Regions from separate parts of the Homo sapiens genome. Here region 2 is linked to region 1. Evidence: chromatin contacts called from ENCODE Hi-C or POLR2A ChIA-PET data. All regions are on one chromosome and are shown on one strand. Each heading gives the region's core, a stretch centred on a gene start or an enhancer-like site at or near the end of the contact. The rest is flanking DNA. Distances are from core to core; before and after follow the strand shown. Region 1 has its middle 290 kb from the start of IGFBP3. Region 2 has its middle 640 kb from the start of IGFBP3.

Evidence for each region. A loop is a pair of places that touch in the nucleus more often than their neighbours do. ChIA-PET counts read pairs that join two places held with the same protein, here RNA polymerase II (POLR2A).
Region 2: a loop to region 1 is called in a map of Calu3, with 2.7 times the contacts of the local background. The contact joins two enhancer-like sites. A Hi-C loop is called at or near these places in 1 of 168 maps with a recorded cell type or tissue (Calu3). POLR2A ChIA-PET finds 5 or more read pairs at or near these places in 1 of 52 experiments (Caco-2).

The regions. Positions count from the first base shown.
Region 1 is chr7:46,213,748-46,218,786 of GRCh38, reverse strand. No RefSeq gene overlaps it. Among named protein-coding and RNA genes, the nearest start is that of IGFBP3, 290 kb to the right of the region's middle. RefSeq lists enhancers at 2,442-2,736, 2,535-3,036. Within about 2 kb of position 2,651, at least 6 of the 41 ENCODE cell types and tissues checked have a DNase peak (open chromatin) inside an H3K27ac peak, as active enhancers do.
Region 2 is chr7:46,556,978-46,562,016 of GRCh38, reverse strand. No RefSeq gene overlaps it. Among named protein-coding and RNA genes, the nearest start is that of IGFBP3, 640 kb to the right of the region's middle. Within about 2 kb of position 2,661, at least 3 of the 41 ENCODE cell types and tissues checked have a DNase peak (open chromatin) inside an H3K27ac peak, as active enhancers do.

The DNA of each region.
Region 1 (5,039 bases), core at 1,402-3,901:
CTCTATATTAAAACCTGGCATTTTTTGGGAAAAAAAACGATAATTGCAACAGATGAATGAAACATGTTAATTAAGTATGAGGCAATGGAAATACTGACACAGTTGTTACAGAAGAGCAACTTCCTTAGAGAGCAATAGGAAACTCGGGATTTGTAGACAAAAAAGTCATTGTTTCCCACACACATGGAAATCTTGAAAAGTTAAAGTCCGATAAAAAGATCATGACACAGAGTTTTAAAAAGGATGCAAAATCAAAACAGCAAAAGTGTATGCAATATTTTAACAGAAATATATAACAAGCAGTATTTGTTTTCCTATGAAATACAGAAGACAATAATAACAAATTTGAATGATAGGAAGAAAGGGATGTTTAAAAGACACTAGACTACATTAAAGGCAAAATCCCCATCCGAACATGTCACGGACCCCACGGAGAGGCTGGTAGCAGTGGCTTTTCACATGAATCTGAAAAAGGCAGACAAAGATTGTCAATGTGAACCCAATCAAGAAATTAAATAGTGGGATGGGCCACACCCACTTGGAATAGAGTAGCCTCTTCCTGTTACAAATCTGTCTTACCAATTCAGTGTTGTCTTTCTGGAGATAGCCACACTATGGTCCATCCTACACGCAAGTTGTGAATATTTCTCTGAGAGGCTTAACCTCTCAGACCTGATGCTTCATGAGGGGTGCAGTCACCTCTCAGACCCAGCAAAGGAACAATTTTCCTTAGGAAACAAGTTTCCTAAATTTCTTTTATTTCCATGTCTAGTACTTTATTTCCAAAGTTATTCTTTTTTGCAATATTCAGTTGAAGGATCATCTCTTGCCTCAGTGTCAACAGTGAATTCGAAGGCTTGTGGCTAGGAGCACCTCAGTCGGGTGGCTGAGAATGTGTCTTAAGCAAGCAGCCCTGCTGGCCAGCTGGCCACAGCCCTGTTTCCCCACTCAGTGTGTGGCCCAGCAGGTGACTGACCCTCTGGGCACCTCAGCTATCACATACATAAAACAGGGATGAGAATGGCAGCTACCCACCGCATCCTGTGGTTTATGAGGATTTAGTGAATTAACACCTTGCCAACATTAGGAAAGGATGAATGGTTGCTGCATTGATGATAAAGATTGTTACCAACCTAACAGGCCACTGGATCAGAAGTAGACCATGAATTCTAATTCTTTTCCACGAATCAGGATTTACGCATAAAAACCTGACTACCAAAGGGAGAAAGTGGCAAGCAGAGGCAGGAGGACAAATGTGAGATTGCTGATTCCCAGACTGGGAAAATGGATTAGATTCTCCACCAACTTCTTCCATTGCATTACTTAAATTATTTAGTTCATTAAAAAGAACACGGCTGGGTGCGGTGGCTCATGCTTGTAATCCCAGCACTTTGGGAGGCCGAGGCAGGCGGATCACGGGGTCAAGAGATTGAGACCATCCTGGCCAACATGGTGAAACCCCGTCTCTATTAAAAATACAAAAATTAGCTGGGTGTGGTGGCACGCGCCTGTAGTCCCAGCTGCTCAGGAGGCTGAGTAAGGAGAATCACTTGAACCTGGGAGGCAGAGGTTGCAGTGAACCCAAGATGGCACCACTGCACTCCAACCTGGTGACAGAGTGAGACTCCATCTCAAAAATAAACAAACAAACAAACAAATAAATAAAAAGAACACTGTGCTCATGATGTATGAAGCTCCCTCCAAGGAAGAGACAGGTTCAGGAGTCACAGCTTGGCCCATTCCCACTGTTTGTGGGGACTGTGGGGGCCCACAGTGAGCACTGAGAACAGAGAAGGCTGAGCTTGGATTTGCCCCATGGTGTCCAGTGTTGATGCTGTGCTAGTACAGGGTCTCAAGGGAAGCAAACCAAGACACAGTCCTCTCCCCACTGGGGAGAATAGGACAATAAAGAAAAATTGCACATACCTGTTAGGTCACAGATGTGATGTGAGCCTACAAGAAAAGAACATAGTTCACCTGGAGCATTAACAGCGTCTAATCTTGTTGGAAACATCTAGTGAAAAGGCCAGAGTCTGGGGTAAAAAAGGGAGCAGGAGTTATTGTTGGCCCTAAAAGCTGAAGATGAATCAGGGTGCCTCATTAGAACACAACAGAGTGGAATAAATGTCGCATCCGTGAAGAGGCACAGAGGTGGGAGGTGAGGACAGGGCTGTGCCCATCCACTCCTAACCCTGTTGATGTGTGTTCGCATGGTGGAGAAGATTTCAGAGTCCCAGGCACCTCAGCTGAGCCTGGGTATAACAGGCAAACCCAGCCATTCAGTGACTGAGGAACTGTCTAGAAGAGATGTTTCTGAATAATAGTATGACGATGCTTTCCACACATTTTTTTTTCCCACAATGGAAAATGAACTTGTATTCCCACCTGCAGCATCACATTGCAGAGTCCACTCGGAAGTCTGGAGTGGGTGGGCGGGAGCAGTGCGTGCTGCGAACCTGGAAGCCAGAGCCCTGCATTATCCCGCGGGAGCTCTCCGGAGACTGTGCCTGTGAATGGGCTTTTGTTCCCGCTGCAGGCCCAGGTCCCAGCCATTCATGCCCTCAGCAAATGAGGAAAGGTGCGGAAGACCTGCCCTCGTGGATATGTCCTCACCACCTGCTGGCACAAAGGGCTCTTTCTAAAATCCTCTTACGTAAGAGGCTGTGTTGGCTCGGAGCGCTCCCAGACATTCACAGGAAGGTCAGATAACAAGAGCCACTCAGTCAATGGGGCTCTGATTGGGGAACAATGCCACTGGAATTGTGTTTGTTAGAGAACACTTTGAATGCGGCCTGGAGTCTCTTGTTCTGCTCCTGACAACATCCTTTCTCTGCTGCTGGGTGAAGCAGGTTGCCTTGTTCTGAGTGAGACCCAGTGGGTCTTTGTCCTGCAGCCTCATTTAGGAGCCCCAGATGCCCTCTTTTGTGAGCCCCCGAAGGCTGTTCTTACACACGTGGAGGCACATGGAGGGAGAATGAAGGCCTAGGAGGCTCCTTGTACAGCCTTGTGTGCTGGGCTCCTCCACCATGACTTGATGCCTAAGAACTTCTCCTCTGGGGCTCTCTTGATCTCTCCCTGTCTCTGTCTATCTGTCTCTTTATCTCTCTGCCTCTCTTTTCCTGTTTGTTTCTCTATCTCTACATCTCTCTCTCTCTCTATCTCTTTGACTATCTATCTCTCTGTCTTTTTATCTCTGTCTCTATCTCTTATCTCTCTGTGTCTCTCTGTCCGTCTCTCTGTCTCTATCTCTATCTCTTATCTCTCTCTGTCCTTATCTGTCTCCATGTCTTTATCTCTTATCTCTCTCTGTCTCTATCTGTCTCTCTTCTTTTTCATTCCCCTTTTCCCCAGGAAAGAATCTCTAGAAAATTTCTTGGAATCTCTCTCCAAGCAAAGGCCAAGAAACCCTTCCCTGGGCCCTGGAAGAAAATGTACTCTGGCTGTGCAAGTCCCAGCTCTAGTAGTGCCCTGGGCTGGTGTCCTGCAGGAAAGGGTTAGCTCAGATGGTAAAGAGCAAAGAAGAATGTGCTTGATAGAAGAGTGGAACTGAATCCTCCTCACACCACTTACTGGGTGAGCCCCAGTTTCTTTATTTATGGGATGGAAATCAAATCACCACAGGATATTCATGAGAGTTACCTTACATCTTAAGGTGAAATGCTATGTGTAATGAAGTTTCAACATTATTAGCAACCAGGACCAAGAAGTCCTCAAAACAAAATTAATCATGCTTAGAAATTCAGCACTGAAGGAAGAGTACAGTATCCTGGAACTATTGGTCCACATAATTAAAAAAAAAAAAAAAAGATGTAGGCTTTTCCCTGTAAAATGAAAAAACAACTTCTGAGAATATTGGTTGAGCACAATCTTTGGGTCAGCCTATATCAGAGACCCAACTCTCAGGCCAAGGGGCAGCTCAGGTGCAGAGAGCCAGCAGTACACAGGGCAGCACATGTGCTAGGCACCTGGAAGGAAAGGGGTCACAGGCTAGAGACTCAGAGAGATCATGCAGAGAATGAGATGGAGTCTATGGAGGAGGAAATGCAGTCTCAGCTTTGGACACAAGAAACTGTGCCTGAACAGGGAAGGACAAGGCTGCAGAAGAGAAGAGGATGCCCAGGAAAAGCATGTTACAGGCCTAGTGGAACGACAACCAAAGGAAGGACAGAGGGAGGGACTAGGTCTCACAGGGTCCACAGCAGCCCATTGTCTGGAGGGATGCACCACATCCATCTGGGATCCTGTGCTGGGGACAGGATCTGCCCAGAGGTCTCATTTCTGCTCTGGCCCCAGTACATCTGGATATAGCTTTTCACCCACCAGTGGTTGGAAGTTGCCTGGTGTCAATGGTAATACACAGGCAGAAACAATTCTGATCACCAAATCCCATTATCCTGTTTTATTTTAATGTTCTCGCTATGTATATGATGGCAGGAAAATAATCAGAAAAAAAAATCAGCTGATGGGCTTTCTGAATCCAGCTCACCGTTTGATTTTCTTCTAATGTAAGCAATGGCATTAAACAGTGTCTGCTCATCTCCGACCTGGTCATTAAAGACCATAGCTGGAGCCATGTGACCTACCCGTTCTAAGCCATATTAACTAATGATTTCTATTTGCTAGGGGTAGACAGTCTCCTTGATGGTAGCTCAGCTATCCTTTGGGGCTGATTTTTGGTTTGCTTAGCTAGTTTTCCTTCCACAAAAGAGATACAGCCCCTAATGTCTTGGAAGCTGGACACTCAAGGCTGCCTAGGGCCATAGATGTATTAACCATTGACGTCTGGGGCTTTGCTGACCCCAAGGGACTGCCACTCTCAGGGTTAGCCAATTCCTAGAGATAGTAAATAACTCACCCAGAAATGTACTTTTTTTTTTTTTTTTTTGAGATGGAGTCTCACTGTCACCCAGACTAAAGTGCCGTGGCGCCATCTCAGCTCACTGCAACCTCTGCCTCTCGGGTTCAAGCCATTTTCCTGCCTCAGCCTCCCAAGTAGTTGGGATTACAGGTGCACACCACTACACCTGGCTAATTTTTGT
Region 2 (5,039 bases), core at 1,412-3,911, 340 kb before region 1:
GGGTTGCCAGGCTAATAATTACTGCCTTAATTTCAAAAAATGTTAAGGGCAGCCAGAGATAGGTCAGGTTACCTACAAAGGAAAGCCCATTAGACTAACATCAGATCTCTCTGCAGAAATCCTACAAGCCAGAAGAGAGTGGGGGCCATTATTCAACATTCTTGAAGAAAAGAATTTTCAACCCAGAATTTCATATCCAGCCGAACTAAGTTTCATAAGCAAAGGAGAAATAATATCTTTCATAGAGAAGCAAATGCTGAGAGATTTTTTCACCACCAGGCCTGCCTTACTAGAGCTCCTGAAGGAAGCACTAAATATGGAAAGGAAAAACTAGTACCAGCAACTGCAAAAACACACCAAATTGTGAAGACCATGGACACTATGAAGAAACTGCATCAACCAATGGGCAAAATAACCAGTTAGCATCATAATGACAGGATCAAATTCACACATAACATTGTGACCTGGAATTAATGTAGTGGGCTAAATGTAATGTAATGGGCTAAAAAATGTAAATGGGCTAAATGCCCCAATTAAAAGACACAGACTGGCAAATTGGATAAAGAGTCAAGAACCATTGGTGTGCTGTCTTTAGGAAACCCCTCTCATGTGCAAAGACACACATATGCTCAAAATAAAAGGATGGAGGAATATTTACTAAACAAATGGAAAGCAAAAAATTTGCAGGGGTTTCAATCCCAGTCTTTGACAAAAAAAGACTTTAAACCGACAAAGATCAAAAAAGACAAAGAAGAGCATTACATAATGGTAAAGTGGTCAATGCAACAAGAAGAGCTAACTTCCCTAAATATATATGCACCCAATACAGGAGCACACAGATTCATAAAGCAAGTTCTTAGATACCTACAAAGATACTTAGACTCCCACACAACAATAGCTGGAGTCTTTAACACCCCACTGTCAATCTTAGACAGATCAATGGACAGAAAATCAACAAGGATATTTCAGGACTTCAACTCAGCTCTGGACCAAGCAGACCTAACAGACATCTACAGAACTATCCACCCCAAATCAACAGAATATACATTCTTCTCAGCACCACATCACACTTATTCTAAAATTGACCACATAATTGGAAGTAAAACACTCCTTCAGCAAATGCAAAAGAATGGAAATCATAACAAACAGTCTCTCAGACCACAGTACAATCAAATTAGAACTCAGGATTAAGAAACTCACTCAAAACTGCACAACTACATGCAAACTGAACAACCTGCTCCTGAATGAATACTGGGTAAATAATGAAATTAAGGGAGAAATAAATAAGTTATTTGAAACCAATGAGAACAAAGATACAATGTACTAGAATCTCTGGGACACAGCTAAAGCAGTGTTTAGAGGGAAGTTTATAGCACTAAATGCCCACAGGAGAAAGCAGGAAATAACTTTTAGATATTTCGACACCCTAACCCCACAATTAAAACAACTAGAGAAGCAAGAGCAAACAAATTCAAAAGCTAGCAGAAGACAAGAAATAACTAAGATCAGATTAGAACTGAAGGAGATAGAGACGTGAAAAACTCTTCAAAAAAAAATGAATGAATCAGGGAGCTGGTTTTTTGAAAAGATTAACAAAATAGACCACTAGCCAGACTAATAAAGAAGAAAAGAGAGAAGAATCAAATAGACAGAATAAAAACGGATAAAGCAGATATCACCACTGATCCCAAAGAGATACAACCAACCATCAGAGAATACTATAAATACCTCTATGCAAATAAACTAGAAAATCTACAAGAAATGGATACATTCCTGGACCCATACCCCCTCCCAAGACTAAACCAGGAAGAAGGTGAATCCCTCTATTATAATTTTTATATTCTTCTTCCTCCAGGAAGTTTTCTTTGAATTCCAGACCTAACTACCATCTTCCCCTACAATCTCTTACAAACCAACTGTATGCTAACATTGATTCCTCATTGCAGAAAAGAACCAATAATAACAGTGGAGTAATACACAAGAGTGAACATTCTGTTCCATTCTTCCTTTCTCCCCTTTACTTACGGTCTCTTTCTTTTACTAGTATGAGGGGTAGCCAAATAGGATTTGTAAACAGGTCTCCTATTTTAGAAAGAGTGGTTCATTGTTTTTTATTTAGGTTCCAGAAATGGATGGAGCTATTTGATACTGCTAGAATTAATTCCAGGTCACAATTCACATTATGAAAGGAAAGATACACAGTTGGTTAAAACATAGCACATGCCATCTGAAAACACAGAGTATGCAGATAAGTCTGCATGTAAACCTGGAATTAACTGCCTGTTATTTCCAGATAAAACCTGTGAGGCCCTCACTGGCCAGCGTGTTAATGAGACCTTCCCTTCCCTGTGTCCACACCAAATGCTCATCTCATTGAAGATGCCTACTGTGCGCTAATGATTTCCTGCATTGACCTTTAACCCCATATGCCCCAAACTCCTCTAGAAATTTTTTAGAACTGCAATATTGAAGCTCTTTTAGGAAACCCCACACACTGCAGTTTGCTTCCTATGAAAGACTTCCTGTGGATGAGCCGGGGCACTGGCGTGCCCTATAGAGCATCCTCACACAAGGACAAAAACAACTGTGTGCTGAAACTTAGAATAACCTTTCCCCATGAGTCAGAATTGACTTACACAACTTAGACATTCTCCCTGGAACACGATCAAATGTCATCTTTCTCCTCCCGTTTCTCCTCAAGAGCTGGAAGGGTTAGAGGCAGCCTGTTTCTAACAAAAACACTACCATTTAGGGGTTTGGTGGTTAACGTTAAGTCTTGCCTTCAAAAGCTTACAGAACTATGGGGAAGTAAACTCAGAAATTTATAATTAAGTATGGCATCTACTGTAATATGCATTAAACACTATCAGGTTTTCCTTCTTGTAGGTTCCTCCAAACATTATGAAGCTGTCTTGATCACTCTTGCTTGGCTTTGGAGACAGTAACCAGGAAAAAGTATAGCTTCTCTTTATGAACCCTGCAATCCCTCAAAAGATGACCACTCCCCACCCACTCCCCCCCCGCCAACACACACACTTCATTAATTGTCTTGTGACAGGGCAGAGTGACAAATGATGTAATTCTGAAAGAGGCATATTTGTGTGGTGAGACACAGGGATTTCAGGGCAAAAGAGTCTCACGTTGAAGCCCTGGATCTAACACTTACTTTTTCTATAATGTTGGGTTTTATCTCTCTGCACCTCAGCTTTCTCTGTTGTAAAATAGGCATCATAAAAATTGCCTACCTCTTAAGGTGCTGTGTACATCAAATGAGTGAAAACACATGCTTGGGACAGTGCATGGCCTGTAATAAGTCCTACCTAATTGTTAGTGGACATTCTCAGTGGACTAAAGATAACAATCAAAGATGCACAGGGCAACATATGGCTTGCACCAGACTCTTTAGAAGGTCAAAGAAAGAGCATGACCCATGGTATTCAGCCTTTGCATTTGTAGCAATACCACCGGAGTGGAGCCTCTTCCACACACAGCTTCAACTACTTCCTCTAAATTGACAGTGCTATGTCAGGTCCAGATCACTGTCATGGTCTCCTGTCCAAGGCACATACTTTCTCACTTATCAGTGACCCCTGAACACTGGATAGAAACATCAAAAACTGAACCTGTCCCATGGCCCTTTCCTTCTTCTATATTCACAAATACTCCACATTGAGTAAAGGAAGTTTGGTCCTGTTTCAATGAGTGGTCTTTCCATCTGCCCTCATCCCACATGCCAGGAATCTGGATGAGGCTGTCAGACACATCTCCTCACTTTTCACATGCATTAGTCTTCCTAGCTCTGGGCCTAAACTGTCTCATGAATTCACCTCTCTCTAATTCTCCTCTCCCAGCAGAGCCTCAACAGTACCCTAAAGTTGATCTGCAATATCTGTTGTCAAATTTATCCTGTACAAACCAACTACATCCTCACTCTCCTGGCCTGCAGAGAGAACAATAAATGACCCAGTTTCAGTCAATTAGACATGCCTGCCTTGGACTTTTCATCGAGAGAGTGATAAAAAGAAGCTGACCTATGAAGCCCAACTGAGCAGAAACAAAGGGAAGAATATTTTCAGCCCAGACAAAGGTAGCTCACTAACTTATATGTGAAGATTATTCAAGCACATACATTTGGCAGAGCAGTGACCACCGTGTAACTAAGAAAGTCTAGGGAGGTGGGAGTACTGCTCAAGATGTGTCTGGAAGGACAGGCAGAGGCTTCGTTACTAAAAAGCCTGTGTGCCTGCTTAGGTACACACATCGTCTTCAGGAAATTGTTAAATAACTGTGAGCTGGCATTGCCAAGATTTAGCACTTAATCTATAAACACTAAAAGATTTTCACATGCGCAGTTTAAAAAACTCATCCAATGGTGTGTCAGGTGAAACCTTATAAAACTGTAACAGAAACCAGCTGTGTGTGCGGACTCCCAGCACGTCCATGTTCATTTCTGGCTCAGCAGAGTGTGAAGGACGTGGTTTGGGGATAGAAAGCTGCTGGCACAGGACACCTGGGCTCCAACCAGGAAGTAAGAGAACCGAGAAGGGAAAGGCAATCCAGGGGTGGGAATCCAGCCTCCCTGGGTTCAGGCACAGTTCAATCTGAGTTTAAAGTGAATACTTGGGACATTTATTATCTTATCTGAGTAAGTTATCTGCTTCTTAAGAGTGATGAGCTCATTTTTATGGTCTTGCTTTTGACTTTCAGGCTTCCCATGGGAACTTCATAAAGAGCCCATAAATATATGTTTATCTGTGTCTCTAGCATAATCCAGATTTTTGTTGAGCCGGAAGTTACCTTAAAAATTAATTTTTATATGTCTGAATAAATAAAAACATACTGCCACTCCTATAAATAATGTACACATAGAATGGACATATTCTGCACCAGGAATTTAACTGTTAAGGCTGAGATACACACATCCATATTCAATAGACAATTGTATTTGCTATTGTGTAAGCAGAGCAGTAGAAAGTACAAATATAAATGTACTCTCTTCCTTTAAAATATAAATCGGAGTATGATGCTATTAATAGATA